2 separate regions of the Mus musculus genome follow, and region 1 is linked to region 2. A link is a contact called in ENCODE Hi-C or POLR2A ChIA-PET data. All regions are on one chromosome and are shown on one strand. Each heading gives the region's core, a stretch centred on a gene start or an enhancer-like site at or near the end of the contact. The rest is flanking DNA. Distances are from core to core; before and after follow the strand shown. Region 1 holds the start of Ptges3 (prostaglandin E synthase 3). Region 2 holds the start of Baz2a (bromodomain adjacent to zinc finger domain, 2A).

What was found. A loop is a pair of places that touch in the nucleus more often than their neighbours do. ChIA-PET counts read pairs that join two places held with the same protein, here RNA polymerase II (POLR2A).
Region 1: a map of heart shows a loop between it and region 2 (7-fold over the local background). The contact joins the promoter of Ptges3 here to the promoter of Baz2a in region 2. A Hi-C loop is called at or near these places in 4 of 37 maps with a recorded cell type or tissue (T-helper 1 cell, heart and left cerebral cortex). POLR2A ChIA-PET finds 5 or more read pairs at or near these places in 5 of 5 experiments (Patski and embryonic stem cell).

What each region holds. Positions count from the first base shown.
Region 1 is chr10:128,053,869-128,060,825 of GRCm38, reverse strand. Ptges3 (prostaglandin E synthase 3) reads right to left here and starts at 1,844. Exons shown (of 8, transcript NM_019766.4): 1 at 1,540-1,844. The coding sequence starts at 1,541.
Region 2 is chr10:128,091,253-128,097,796 of GRCm38, reverse strand. Baz2a (bromodomain adjacent to zinc finger domain, 2A) reads right to left here and starts at 5,014. Exons shown (of 30, transcript NM_054078.2): 1 at 4,947-5,014; 2 at 1,274-1,358.

The DNA of each region.
Region 1 (6,957 bases), core at 595-3,094, 34 kb after region 2:
GTGCTGTTAATCACTGCGCAGTCTCTCTACCTCCTAAATTGCTACTTCTGGATGAAAAGATGTTTCGTTTGGCTATGTTTATCTACTAAATTGATTATGTTTTACCTAGCAATTCATTTTCCCCGTACAGTTTGGAAAATATCAAAAAGTTTTTACATAAACTTGTCCTAAGAAGCCAACATGACATCAGAATACAGGTCAGTCACACACAAGAGCTTTTTCTTAACATCTCAAAGGTAAAATTTAAATCCATGCTGGTGAGATGGCTAAGCAAGTGAAGGCTCTCCGTTTCTCTACCTGACAACTTAAATTGTTTCCCCACAGACTGTCCTCTTACCTCCAGGAACACGAGGGGGTGGGGGGAGGGCACACACATGAATAAAATTACTATAATGAAACACTAAAATGTAAAACCTGCTACATATCTTTGTTTTTATGGGGGACTCCTCCAAATTTCTTTACACATTTTCTAGTACTACATGGTCTTCTTCTAGGACCTGTTTCTCAGCCACTAATTGGCTCTAGGACATCGTCTATCAATTTAGATTTTTAGCCATTCAAGCAAGCAGTTAAAACTTAAACTTGTACAATCGTTAAACTTTTTTTTTCAACTACAATCCGTAACTTTTAGTGCTGTGCATAGCAGCCACCCACACCACCCTCAAGTACTGTAATTCAATTCTCTCATATTTGAAAGTTGTCCAGGCTAGAAAAATAAGGGCAAAAATTCTTAGATTAAAAGAATCTGTAACCTCCATATAAACAAATTAAGACCTTCAGGCAAGTGAGATGGTCATTTTATACCTGTTTCACCTCCGCATACAAAGAGCATGACGAAATGCCACCCAAAGTTTATTGAGGTACAGAGAAGAAAAGAGTCCACAAGTATCTTGTGACTAGACACGTGCAGAACTACCTGCTCCATAGTAACTATTACTCGCTGCCAAGGAGGTGACCGCATTTGCTAGCGTTCACCATTTTCAAGAGACCCGAGATGTGGGAACGGGAAGTTTCGTTGTGGTGACGGCATGGCCCCCTCTAGTTGCCTAGCAGTGCCTGCCGCCGAGGGCCGCGTGGTGCCCTACCGGTAGCACCGGCTTACGGCGGCACCCACAAATGCTCTCAGCCCGGTCCTGCCGGGTCCGGGCATCAGCACCGAGCGGCAGGACTCCACGGCTCCCGGCGCCCTCATGGCGGAAAGCTCACACACGAGTTTAGGGCCTAAGGCTAAGTTCCCAGAGTTCCGAGAGAGCCAGGCTGTCTAGGGAAGAAAAGTGGGATTTCTGGCACGAGGAATCCGGGGGTCGATCTGGAGGTGGGGAAACGGACATCTGGAGGAAAAATGTCCTCCAACGGTAACAGGAACAAGGATGCAGGCCCTCCCACCCCACGGCAGGGCTGCCACCAGCGCGGGCGGGGAGAAAGGCGAAGGGCCGAGGGTGGGGGGAGGGCGAGGGGCCGTTTCCCGGCAGCCGGGGCTCCCGGCGCGGCCTCGCTCCGCTCCGGGACGACCTTCCGTCGGCGGGATGTCGCACTCACATGGTGAACGGGGCAGAGGGCCAGACAAACGGGTGGGCGGGCCTCGCTGGCGGCGGCTGGCGAGTCGACTCCTCTCCGGCGGCGACTCCGGCGGTCTCTGCCCGGTCGCGGCCTCTCCTCGCTCCTCTTAGGCGACGGCGGCGGCGGGCTCGGCCTCGATGCCCAGAATGCACCGCGCGGAGAGCGGCTCCCTCAACCCGGGAGAGAAGGAAAGTGTAGGAAAAGGGGCGCGAGGACGGAGAAGGAGCGTGCGTGCGCGCGAGGGGTGGCGAGGCCGGGCGGCGGCTGGTGACGCAGCAAAATGCCCGGGCCGGCCGCCGCGCGTGCGCAATCGCCGTTTCCAGGCTCTGCGCGGTTTTCTAGAGATCTCTACGGAAGGGGCGGGGCCTCCCGGCTCCTTCGCGATCCTTCCCGCGCCCGCCCCTCCCCTCGACCCTCCGGCTGCCCCGTTCGCGCCTGTCTTCCCGGGCTCCGGTCTCGCGTTAGCAAGCCGTTGGCCGCCAACCGCCTGAGCACGCTCGCGGGCGATCTCCCCGAGAGACGTAGGGGCCGCCCTGGAAGGCGGTGGGACGCTGCGGCGTATACAGCAGACCCCAAGGCGATGTGTGGGGATTGTTTTGTCTTAGACAGGGGTGCCTGCCGCAAACCCAGGTTGGCCTCGAGTTCAGTCGCCCGAGTCCGGGATTGCAGTCCTGTGCCAAAGCCACCACGCCCGGCAACGCCGGTTGCATCCGTGGAAAAACGGCTTCGTCCTTAAAGCCTGGACCACTCGCTGTTTTTCTGATTGTCCGGATCCCGCCTGGGCTCCTTTAGCGGAGGAGCTGCTTTTGCCTCTTTGCCTTTAGGGGCGCGCCTCTCCCCCCTGCTTGGAGACATTGGCGCCCTGGGGGAGGCGAGGAGGGAAGTTTCTAGATTAATTCGCTGTCTCCTTGCGTGAGTTCAGATGAGGTGGTTAAGGATCTATTTGAAAATCCTTTGACTGGTTTTGTATACAATGCCCTGGGTTAAATGGGGTTAGTAGCCAAGAACAATCTCTGCTTATCAAAAACTGACGGATTAGGGCAGAGGTAGACCAATGAGCCACTATTAGGACATCAGGTTTTTAGAGTAATCCTGCTTCAGTCTCTTATGTGCTGGTATTACAGGCTTTTTTCTTTTGATATTGATGTCAGTGCAGACTAATTGGTGATGTTGGCTGTATAGTCCAGATCCAATTGCCTGATGTTAAGAACTTTACCACCTGTCAGGGAAATGAAAATTAGTCTGGTGTAGTGTCACAGGCTTGTAATCTCAGCTGAAGGAGCTGGGACAACTTGGTAGTGTGGGCAACTTCCCTGTTTCAAATTTCCATTTTTTCCCGAGGTGATGTAAGTATTCTGTCAACAATTATGTATGTGTACCGTGTGTGTGCCTGATTCCCACACAGAGGTCAAAAATAGGGCCTGAGATCCTTTGAAACTAGATCATGTGAACCATGTAGGTTCTGGGAATAGAACCTATGTCTTTAAGAGCACCCAGTGTTCTGACTGCTGAACCATTAACTCCAGTTCCCTCAAAATTCGAAAAGAGCTAGGGTTCATGGCCCATGTCTGTAATCCCAACAGTGGGTTGGCAGGTAGAAGCAGGTTGATCTCTGAGTTTGTCCAGCCTTGTATATATAAAGACACATGCCTCAAAAAATCAGACTTGCCGGGCGGTGGTGGTGCACACCTTAAATCCCAACACTCCGGAGGCAGAGGCAGGCAGATTCTGAGTTCGAGACCAGCCTGGTCTACCAAGTGAGTTCCAGGGCAGCCAGGGCTACACAGAGAAACCCTGTCTCAAAAATCAAAAAACAAAACAAACCCCCCCCCCAAATCAGACAAAAACAAAACAGACAACCCCACCCCCCAAAAAGAAACATTTTCAATTTCAATAAAGGTTAGGATGTAGCTCAGTGGTAGAGTACTTGCTTAGCATGGGTAAGCCCTGGGCTTAGACCATGACACCAGCAACTACTAACACATCCCCAAAAGAAAAAAGACCCACTGTTATAATGGAAAATTGAAAAGTGTTAGAAGCACAAAAAAAGAGGGACATGTTAACTGGAAGAAACAGAACAGGCCTTGTTAAGAAACTTTTATCAGGGATGAAGAAATAGCTCAGAATTTAGAGCACTGGCTGCTCTTCTATAAGACCTGGGTTCAGTTCCATTAGTCCCAGGATATCTGACCTCTGGCCTCCAATGGCACCAGGCATGTGCATTGGGCATAGATACTACACACAGGCAAAACACCCCCACACAAAACTTAAACAAGGCCAGGTATGACATATGCCCTTAACCCTAGCACAGTTAAAATCAGGCCATCCAGGGCTATGCAGTGATTGATACTGTCTCAAAAAAAAAAAAAAAAAATGATGATGTAGAAGTTGACAGCACTTACTGCTCTTCCAGGAAACTCAGGCTCAATTGTCAGCTTCCACATGGTGACTCACTGTAACGTGGTGCAAAGGCACATACATACATACATACATACATACATAATACATTCATAATACATACATACGCAAAACACCAGTACAAGTAAAATAATGAAAATAGGATGGAAGGCCTTCAGTTCATAAGAAAATAGTTCAACCTACCTTTTTGCTTTGTTGTAATGCTAGGGACTGAGCCCAGTGCCTCCTGTGTCCTTTACCCATCCCCATTTTGACCTGCTTGTCTTAGGGTTATTCTCTAGGACCCAAGGCAACCCTTGGAAGAAGGGTTTTGAAAATGTTGGCAACAGTGAAAGGAAATGAGTGCAGAATAAAATGTGTGATGAGAGCCCGGCGTGGTGGCGCACGCCTTTAATCCCAGCACTCGGGAGGCAGAGGCAGGCGGATTTCTGAGTTCGAGGCCAGCCTGGTCTACAAAGTGAGCTCCAGGACAGCCAGGGCTATACAGAGAAACCCTGTCTCGAAAAAAACCAAAAAAAAAAAAAAAAAATGTGTGATGAGAGGAGGAGTTTGCTTCTGGGAGGAGTTTGCCCATGCCCACAGCATGGTACACTTTGCAGTGCCAGTGCCTTCACGACACAAGATATCAACAACACTTTGGAATTACTTTGAGACTGTTGCATGTAATAAGACTGCAGTGTCATTTACTATAACACAAAAGTTTTTATTATACAGGCTTAATTATGTAAAACAAAATACTTTCCTACTATTAGAATACAAATATCCAGTGAGGGTATGGTTGGCTTGTATTGATAAAAAATATTCATTCTTCAATTGACATTTGAGAGGTCAGTGCTCTTTTTAAATTCTCCATTACCCATGTCAAGCAGTTGACACTGAATCTAGACTTCTTCCTTTGTGGAGGAAAATGAACTCAGGAGCTAGTAATGCTTCCTTCTGCCGAACTAAAATGCACAGCCTTGGTTTCAAGGCTCCTGTGCATGCTAGCGAAACATTCTACAACTGGGCAAAACACCCCCAGCTTGGAATACATTGTATTTTTAGTATTAGGTATTGAATTGTACATGACAAGCAAACACTCTATCATCTGAGTTGTATTCTAGTTTTTGTTGTTGTTGGTTTTTTTTTTTTTTTTTGGTTTTTTGAACAGTAGTTCTCTATGTAGCCCTGGCTGTCCTGGAACTCATTGTGTAGACCAGGCTGGTCTCAAAACTCAAAAATCGCCGGGCGGTGGTGGTGCACGCCTTTAATCCCAGCACTTGGGAGGCAGAGGCAGGCGAATTTCTGAGTTCGAGGCCAGCCTGGTCTACAAAGTGAGTTCCAGGACAGCCAGGGCTACAGAGAAATCCTGTCTTGAAAAACCAAAAAAAAAAAAAGAGAGAGAGAGAGAGGCACTAATTACTCTCAATATTGGATAAAAAAAACTGATGGCCGGTGAGTGGTGAGCTAGATTTGGTCTGCAAGCAGTAGTTAGCTAACTTCTGGCTTGCAAATGGACCCAAGATGTAGGGGAATTACTAACATTAAGCTTAAGAAGGGAGCAGAGCATGGGATTGCCTGTAACTGATGGCATGTGGGAGGTGGATCAGGCATCCAAGGTCATCCTCAGCTACACAGTGAATTTTGAGGGCAGATTGGGCTATGTGAGACTAAGTAAAAATTTAAGAAGGTAGGTGTCCCAGATAGTACAGGTCTATAATCACAGGCTAAGGCCAAAGAATCTCATGTTCAGGGTCTGCCTGGGCTGACCAGCAAGAGCAAAAATTAGCCTGTGCAACTTATTAGACCCTCTCAAAAGAGGCTGGAGATAGAGAGCTGTGTGTAGTTAGAGTGCTTGCCTGGCACGTGTGAGGCTCTTAGGTTCTCTCCCCAATACCAGAGTCAAGGAGGCTAAACAATGGTGGTATTGATGTTAGCCTAATTGTACTTGATTTCTCTGACAATGAGATGCTATTCAAGTTTGAAAAATGTTCTAGAAAGATTAATTTGGAACAAAGTATGAGACGAATTGAAAATAAAGGAACACACTAGAAGAGAACATTTAGACTCCATACCAGGAACTTCTCTTATCACAAGTTCTTTTGAAACAATTGTCTTTCATGAGACACTTATGCAGCTCCACTACACTGCAATTTATAACCCACCATTCCCCAACCCTCCTAGTCCTTTAGTTATTTCTGTCTTCCTAACTCTATTTCAATGAATTTCAAATTAGACTTGATTCATGCCTTTAGCTATAATCTCAAACATTAGCTGATATGACCCAAGTTTTAATAGATTTGTTTTGCAAATTTACTGACATTCGTTTTTGGTTGGGACAAGCTCTAGATTAAAACACAAGAGTTACTTTACATTTTTTCTTGTACTTCATCTTTATTTTTTTACAATTTAGAAACACCAGTTTAACAGTAATAGAAAGGTAAAGAAAACTACTATGCCTTGTTTGAACTTTTTTCATATTCTGAGGTTTGGGTTAAGTTCTAGGGTTTCTCTCTAAATATGGGCCCACATTAGTAAGAATTTCCCCCCCTCCCAAGACAGAGTCTCTCTGAAGACCTTGTTGCCTTGGAACTCACTCTGTAGCCTAGCTGGCCTTGAACACAGCTACCTGCCTCTGAGTGCTGGGATTAAAGGCTCATTACTACCATCCACCTAACAATATTTCGAGAGTAAGAAAGAGGCTTTAGAAAGTTCATATCAAGCCCGGCGTGGTGGCACACACCTTTAATCCCAGCACTTGAGAGGCAGAGGCAGGCAAATCTCTGAGTTCAAGGCCAGTCTGATCTACAAAGTGAGTTCCAGGATAGCCAGGACTACACAGAGAAACCCTGTCTCGAAAAACCAAAAAACAAACCAAAAATCCAAAAAACAAAAAAACCCAGTATATTGCTCATAGGGTTTGTTATTTTGGTCAGTTGGGAGTTATTCAATCCCATCTAAATGTTAAAGATATCTGTGAAAGTATCCTTCATTCCTACC
Region 2 (6,544 bases), core at 3,765-6,264:
CCCACCAACACCACTCCCCCCGAAGGATACAAATCCCTCATTCCTGTAAGCTCCACAAAGGATGCCTGCTATTGGCATTGACTTGTGCAAGTCGGGAACGCCGGGAAAGAAAGGGATGATGCGAGAGCACCGTCTCTCTACGGAAACGGGGATCCCCTTTGGAGAGGATTTCCTTGGGAAGGAATCCCTCTTTATTCTTCCCCTCAGTTTTCGGCCCTACTCAAACCAGACGCCAAGTATGAGTTGTATCAACCCCCATCTCTAGAGTCAGGGATTCTCCCGGGGCTCCAGGGCCCCAAGCCAGGCCAGCACGACCGACAGCCAGGCCCTCTCCACGACCCGGAGAACAGAAACCCGAGGCTCTCCGGGGAGTCACCGCGGAGTCACCCCCACTCACCGCGGCCGAAACCCCCATCCGCACGAGCCTCAGGTGTAGCCCACCGTGGGAAGCCCCGCGTCCATCCCCTGCACGCCCGCGACCCCGCCGCCCCAGGAGGTGGAGCCCTCCCGGGGATTCCGCCGCCACTGGATGGGTCTCCACCCCAGCCGAGCCCGACCGCACCGCCACCTCAGGGGGCCTCGTCAGCCGCCACCCGCGCCCGGCCGGGGTCTCCCAACAGCTCCGGCGGCGTCCCAGCGGGGAGAAGTCCCGGTCACCTGAGGCGCCAGCTGCCTGAGGAACTCCCGCGGACACCGGGCGCCCGACCCTCGGCCCCCGGCCGCACACCCAACAAACCTGAGGCGACCGCGTCCAGCCCGGTCGGGGCTCGCTTCTCCCCGGGGGACGGGCGGTTCACATGGCCAGGCTCCGGGCGCCAGGAGGGAGGAGACTCCCGCGGGAGAGGGGTGCAGGGTGCGGGGTCTGGGAGGGGGAAGGGGGTCGCGGTTCAACCGCGGGGCCTGAGCTGAGCCAACATGGCCGGCGGGGGAGGAGTAAACGGAGGGGGCGGGGAAACGGGGCCGGCAGCACCGCCCTCCACCGCCGCGGCCGCCGGGTCCTAGTGCCCGGCCCCGATCCGAATCTGGGTCCTAGCGCCCAGAATCCCTCCCAGCAGTTCCCTGCTTCACCAGCATCTCTTTGAGGGTTGGAGTCTTGCTTCACGCAGGTCAAATTGAAAGGTGAGCCATATCCCAGGATTAACCATAACGGCTAGAACCCATTTCTAGGACCATTTCGGGGCTGTTTATTTCCTCAGCAGGGTGGTGATGAAAAAGTGGAAGTTGATACATAGGGAGCGATTTTACAGGGATGAAAAGGAAGCAGTATACTCACCTATGTCCTGTAGGGACAACCTGGTCCTGCCTGGATCACTGCTTTCCTGGTGTCATCTGCAGGACCTTGGTCGTTGGAGAGAATCCTGCACATGGGGAAAGGAGACTTGGCTCTGGCTCCACACAGTCAAGATCTGAATCTAGCCTAAATGTGGCCAAAGGGTAGAAGATAAGCAGTAAGATAACCAAAAAACTGACCCAAATATTTTTCTGTTCCCATACCTTTTCTTTTTCTTTTTTGGTTTTTCAAGACAGGGTTTCTCTGTGTAGCCCTGGCTTGTCCTGGAACTCACTCGATAGACTCGCCTCGAACTCAGAAATCCGCCTGCCTCTGCCTCTGCCTCCCAAGTACTGGGATCAAAGGTGTGCGCCACCACCGCCCATCTCCCAAACCTTTTCCAACAAGGCTACATGGCTGTGTTCTTTGGAGAACTGGAAGTCTAGACAGGAATTATGGCTTAGCTTTCATCTGAATGTTATTGCAGGGACCCAAGATGGGAAACAGTGTCGTATGTTACAGCTTTTTCTTTTCAGTTCCTACCTCTCACTCACTAGGTGAAGAACTCAAGACCCACAGAAGCTCCCCGACCTGTTCAAAGTCACACAGTAAATAAAATATGACTAGAAGGGAACTGCATTCCCCTTCCTTCCAATTCAAGACTTCTGGCTTCATAATTCCCATTCAAATCAATGAAATGTAGTTTTAGAATGTAAACAATTGCCTAAACTACGCAAAGCTAAGTCTGAAGACTTAGAAAGAGCGACACACAGAAACAAGATTCTGGCTGGTTTTGAGGGGTCAACAAATACATTTTTCTCTGGGGGATCCCAAGAGCTTGGAAATCTGGGTGTGGACAGAGTCTGATTGAACCAAACCCGCAGTCTAACGCCAATGTCTTTACCCCAGACAGGGATTCTGAGTGTGGGAGATGCTTTACCCACCCATCATTATAAAAAGTTCAGATAGGTTTCAAAAGGAAGATCTCTTTAAGATAAGCCAAAAATGTGGGCTCAGCACATGGTTCCTCTCCCTCAACAGAGCTAAGTAGATTACTAAGGGAAGGAGGAGACAGAACAAAATCTCTCTCCCCTGTCAAAATGAGTTTATAAAGTCAGTCACGGCAACCTACGCCTGTAATTCATTCCTACACTGAAGAGGCATAGAGGAGAGGATCGCCCTGTGAGCTCAAGGCCAGCTCGGTCTACAAATCCAGTTCCAGACTAGTCAGGACTTCATTGTGAGACTTTGTCTGGAAAAAACACAAAAGGACAAAGGTCGCCTGGGGGGATACACCTTATCTTTCCAAAAGCCCACTAACCTCCACGCCCTGGAGAAAGGAGAAGTAAACTTAGGCCAAAAAAAAAGTGTGGCCGGGTGTGGTGGCGCACGCCTTTAAATCCCAGCACTTGGGAGGGGAAGGCAGGTGGATTTCTGAGTTCCAGGACAGCCAGGACTATACAGAAAAACCCTGTCTCAAAAAACAAACAAACAAAAATGTGTAACCCCACCACCACCAAGAAAAAAAAAAAAAGCTTAGGTTGGAACTGGCACCTAAGGGCAGGAGAGGGAAGAGACAGATTTAGAGGAAAGCTGGTATCTTTCTGTCCTCTCCTTTTTCCAGGGCAGATGACTCTTCCTACTTCCCACCCGGGGCTAACCAGTTTGAGACAGGGCACGCAGAGGAGGAGCCTGCGCCAGTCAGACGTCCGTGACCACGCCCCTTCGCTTCATCACCACACACCCACACACACCCACCGCTGGCTCCGGAAGAGCCGGTTACTCCTGTGCCCCACTGTTCCCACCCCTTCCGAGCCCCAGGCCTAGTAACCTCGGCTACTTTTAGGCCCAAACCCTGCCCTGAGCCAGTAAAGAAAGAGGTAAGATAGAAGACCACCAGATATTAGAAGAGGAAAAACAGGGCATAATACGTTTTTTCATCTGGTACAGAAGGGCTCCTATCGCTTTATCCCACCTAGGCTGCGATCTTCCCTACTCTCTGAAGGATAAAGGTGGGCAGGGAATACGCCCCAAAGCTTTTTACTTTTTGCCGGGTGCCTTAACATACAACACTTGTGACCTGCCCCCCACCCCCATGCCAAATCTGAACGCAAAAAAGCGGACTTGATCCCATGTGTCCCCAAACATTTGTCAATCCCCATAACAATGTGGCTGGTTAGCCAACAAGCCTCCCTTCAAGAAGCTACTCCAAAGAGAAAGGGGCCAACGGTCATTTTATTAGCAACCTGTGAGAAGAGTGTCTGGGGAACAGACTGAACCTCCCACAAAACAAGCCAGAGGATGATGAGACGTGAAGTGGCGATAAACACCTGCCACCGCCTTCTCACCCTCCAAGTTCCTGCTGTACCTCCCTGTCTCTGGGTCAGCTGTCATTGTGCCAGCCACTCTGGAGCCAGATGGCTGGGGCTATGAGATGGTGGTATGCATCCTAGCTGTACCTTCCCTTTCCTCTTCAAGACACTCCAAGCATCCAACCTTAAGCACTACAGGACACACACACTGCGCCCTTCCCAGCACCTTTAGTTGTGACTCAGAGTAGTATAAGACAAACCCTGACACCCATTCTACTAATTCTGGAGGCAGGGGCACTAGAGAAGGAGCTCGGGGCTCAGCTGGATGGAAAGAGTATTTCCTATTGAAGGTAGGGTAATTATAAAGACCTCCCACTCCATGACTGAACCGATCTTGCCTTAGCCACAGCTCTTGGCCCTGTAGCAATTCCCATTGGTTCCTTTTCGGCACTCAGGTTCGGAGGAGACAATCTCACCGTATTTTGGTAAGGTTAGGTTCTCTCATAATATGCCAAAAAGATTGTAACCCCTCCCCTTCTCCAAGTGGGTCTGCGCCCCTCGGATTTAGTCTCCAAATTCCCCAACGGACAGCTGGGCATATGATAGGCATATAAGACAGTGACATCTCGGGGTTTTTGTTTGTTTTGTTTTCTGGAGTAACCTGAAATAGAGAAGGTTGGGCTTCCTTTGCCTTACCCAGCACCCCCAATCCCTTAGAGACTTAGCCCCAGTCTTGTTCTGCCGCAACAGCCGCTGAAGCGGAGTATCACAAGGTTCCCGCAGCGCCGCTGCCCCCGGCGCCCGGACTAGGGGGAGGGGCCAGCTCCAGCGGGGCCGAGCGCCCTTCCCACCGAGATCAGGGGGCGGTGCTCGGGTCCGACCCCAAACTCGGCAAGAAAAGCTTTAGGTGAGACTTAGCTGAACTTGAAGGGTGAGCGGAGCAGGGCGGACAGCGCCCGTAACGTGCGTCGTACCCCCCGCCCCCCGCACTACCAGGAGAGGGGTTGGGGTGGCGGTTATCTCCCCCCCCCTCCGGGGTTAGGATGGCGTGGGAAAGCGCTAGTTCCAGAGAAGAGGAGGCGAAACCCAGACCGCGGGAGAGCTTTCTGGCGAGGGAGGCGCGGGGGAGGGGAGATCCAGGGCCGGAATAGGAGGGGTTCCCGGGAGAGGATGGCGGAGAGGCGTGAGAAGCCTCCGGATCCCGGGCGCAGAGGACAGGGGAGGAACGGGCGAGGAGGCAGGGCGGGGGAGAGAGCAAGGGCAGCGGGCGCAGGGAAGGTCAGAGCTTGGATCCCAGGGGAGGAAGCGGCTGCGGGGACGCCCTGCCCTGGACCCCGGGCCTGGAGGCGGATGCCGGGCCTCACCTGAAGCAGGGCCGGGCCGGGCGGCGGCGGCGGCGCAGGTGGCCGAGCCGGGCGGCGGCGCCTCCTCCCCCAGCCCGAGGCCGGCGGCGGAGGGGGGGGGGGCGGCGCTTAAAGGGGCAGGAGCCACCCGGGTGAGGACGAGCGCTCAGGGACGGCTGTCGCGAAGGCTCCGCTGGGGGAGGGGACGGCGGGTGGCGTCTCCTAGGGGCCAGAACCAGGAAGGATCCCAGATGCAGGAAAAGACAGAAACTTCTGCGGCGTAGTTGGGGACAGCGGTGGGTCTGAACTGGAGTACTTGAAGAGCTCTTTTTGCCGGCACGGGGCGCCCAGCTAAGACTTATTCACAAAGGAGGCTGGAGAGACAGTGGGAGCCACAAAGATTCAAGGAGGCCTAGGAGAGCAGGAGAGGGAACTCAAGGCCGAGAGCATGTCGGGGTCACGCACAGCGCCCTGCTAGGTAAACAGGCTTCTCCCGGCCCTATCCGTACTACAGCTGTACAAATCTGGAATCAGGAAACCACAGAGGCAAAACGCTCTCTGTCCTGTCAATGGTGGAGGCCATCCGTAACAGGGTCGTGAGGCTGATGCAGGGCTAAGAATCGACTTTATTCATTGCTCGGTTTGGCCCCAGCCACCACCACCACCCTTGCAGCAACCTCTGGGGCAACAGGAAGCAGCTGCTCAGTGCAGCCCCGACCCGGTGGTGGGTTAAAGGGGGGAGGAAGAAACACCGAGAGAAACTAGGGGGAGGGGAAGCATCTCTTACAAGACCAAGACTGAACTAGTAATGAATACAGTAAAATACTACTTGAATCTCTGCACTTAAATTGGAGCGGGGGGTTCTAGGGTGAGGAAGGAAGCCCTAACCTAAGATACAACCCCAGGCTCTTCCTTAGAGCTGGAGCTTGCCAATGCTCAGCAGCTCACCAGCTAAGCCCCGTGTCCCCCCCACAGTCCGTTTCTCTTCCTTCACTCCCCCAAAAGAGCAAAGGTTAGGCCCCACCCCTGCTGAGTCAGCCAGAGAGGGAGCTGGGCATCCCTCAGGCCTTTCCCAGGGGCAGCTATCATACTTACCCATGTCAGGCTGGCAGGACTCAGGATTAGGACCCAGATTCTCACTGTCCTTGGGTCTTGCTTCAATTGAAGGCTACTGTTGGATCCTGTCCAACTATGGGCTGGGAACTCGCAAACCCCAAAAAAGCCAATGTATGCTTCCTGCGAACGACACAGCCTGAACTGCTGTAGGGTGATGTCCCTGTATGACAGACTGGGGTGGGAGGGAGGAGGGAAGGGCGGGGCTTTCATTGGGTGGAGAGAGGGAGGAGGCGAGGACAGGGCCGACCGGAGAAATATGGAGGAAGGTTAGAACTATATTAATACTTTAGGACTGTGGTTGAAGGGGACAGTAAAGGATGAAGGAAACAAAGAGTTACAGCTAGCGAGAGAGAAAGGTTCTCTACAAACCTTAGAGAACACGAACACCGGGATGGAAATGACCTTTAAAATATCAGTTTCCAAGTCTGTACTTGGGTGACAAAGCAGAAAGAGGTGACCTGTGTACTCTTAGGTCTTTATCAGCTTTTTGCCGACTCGAGTCA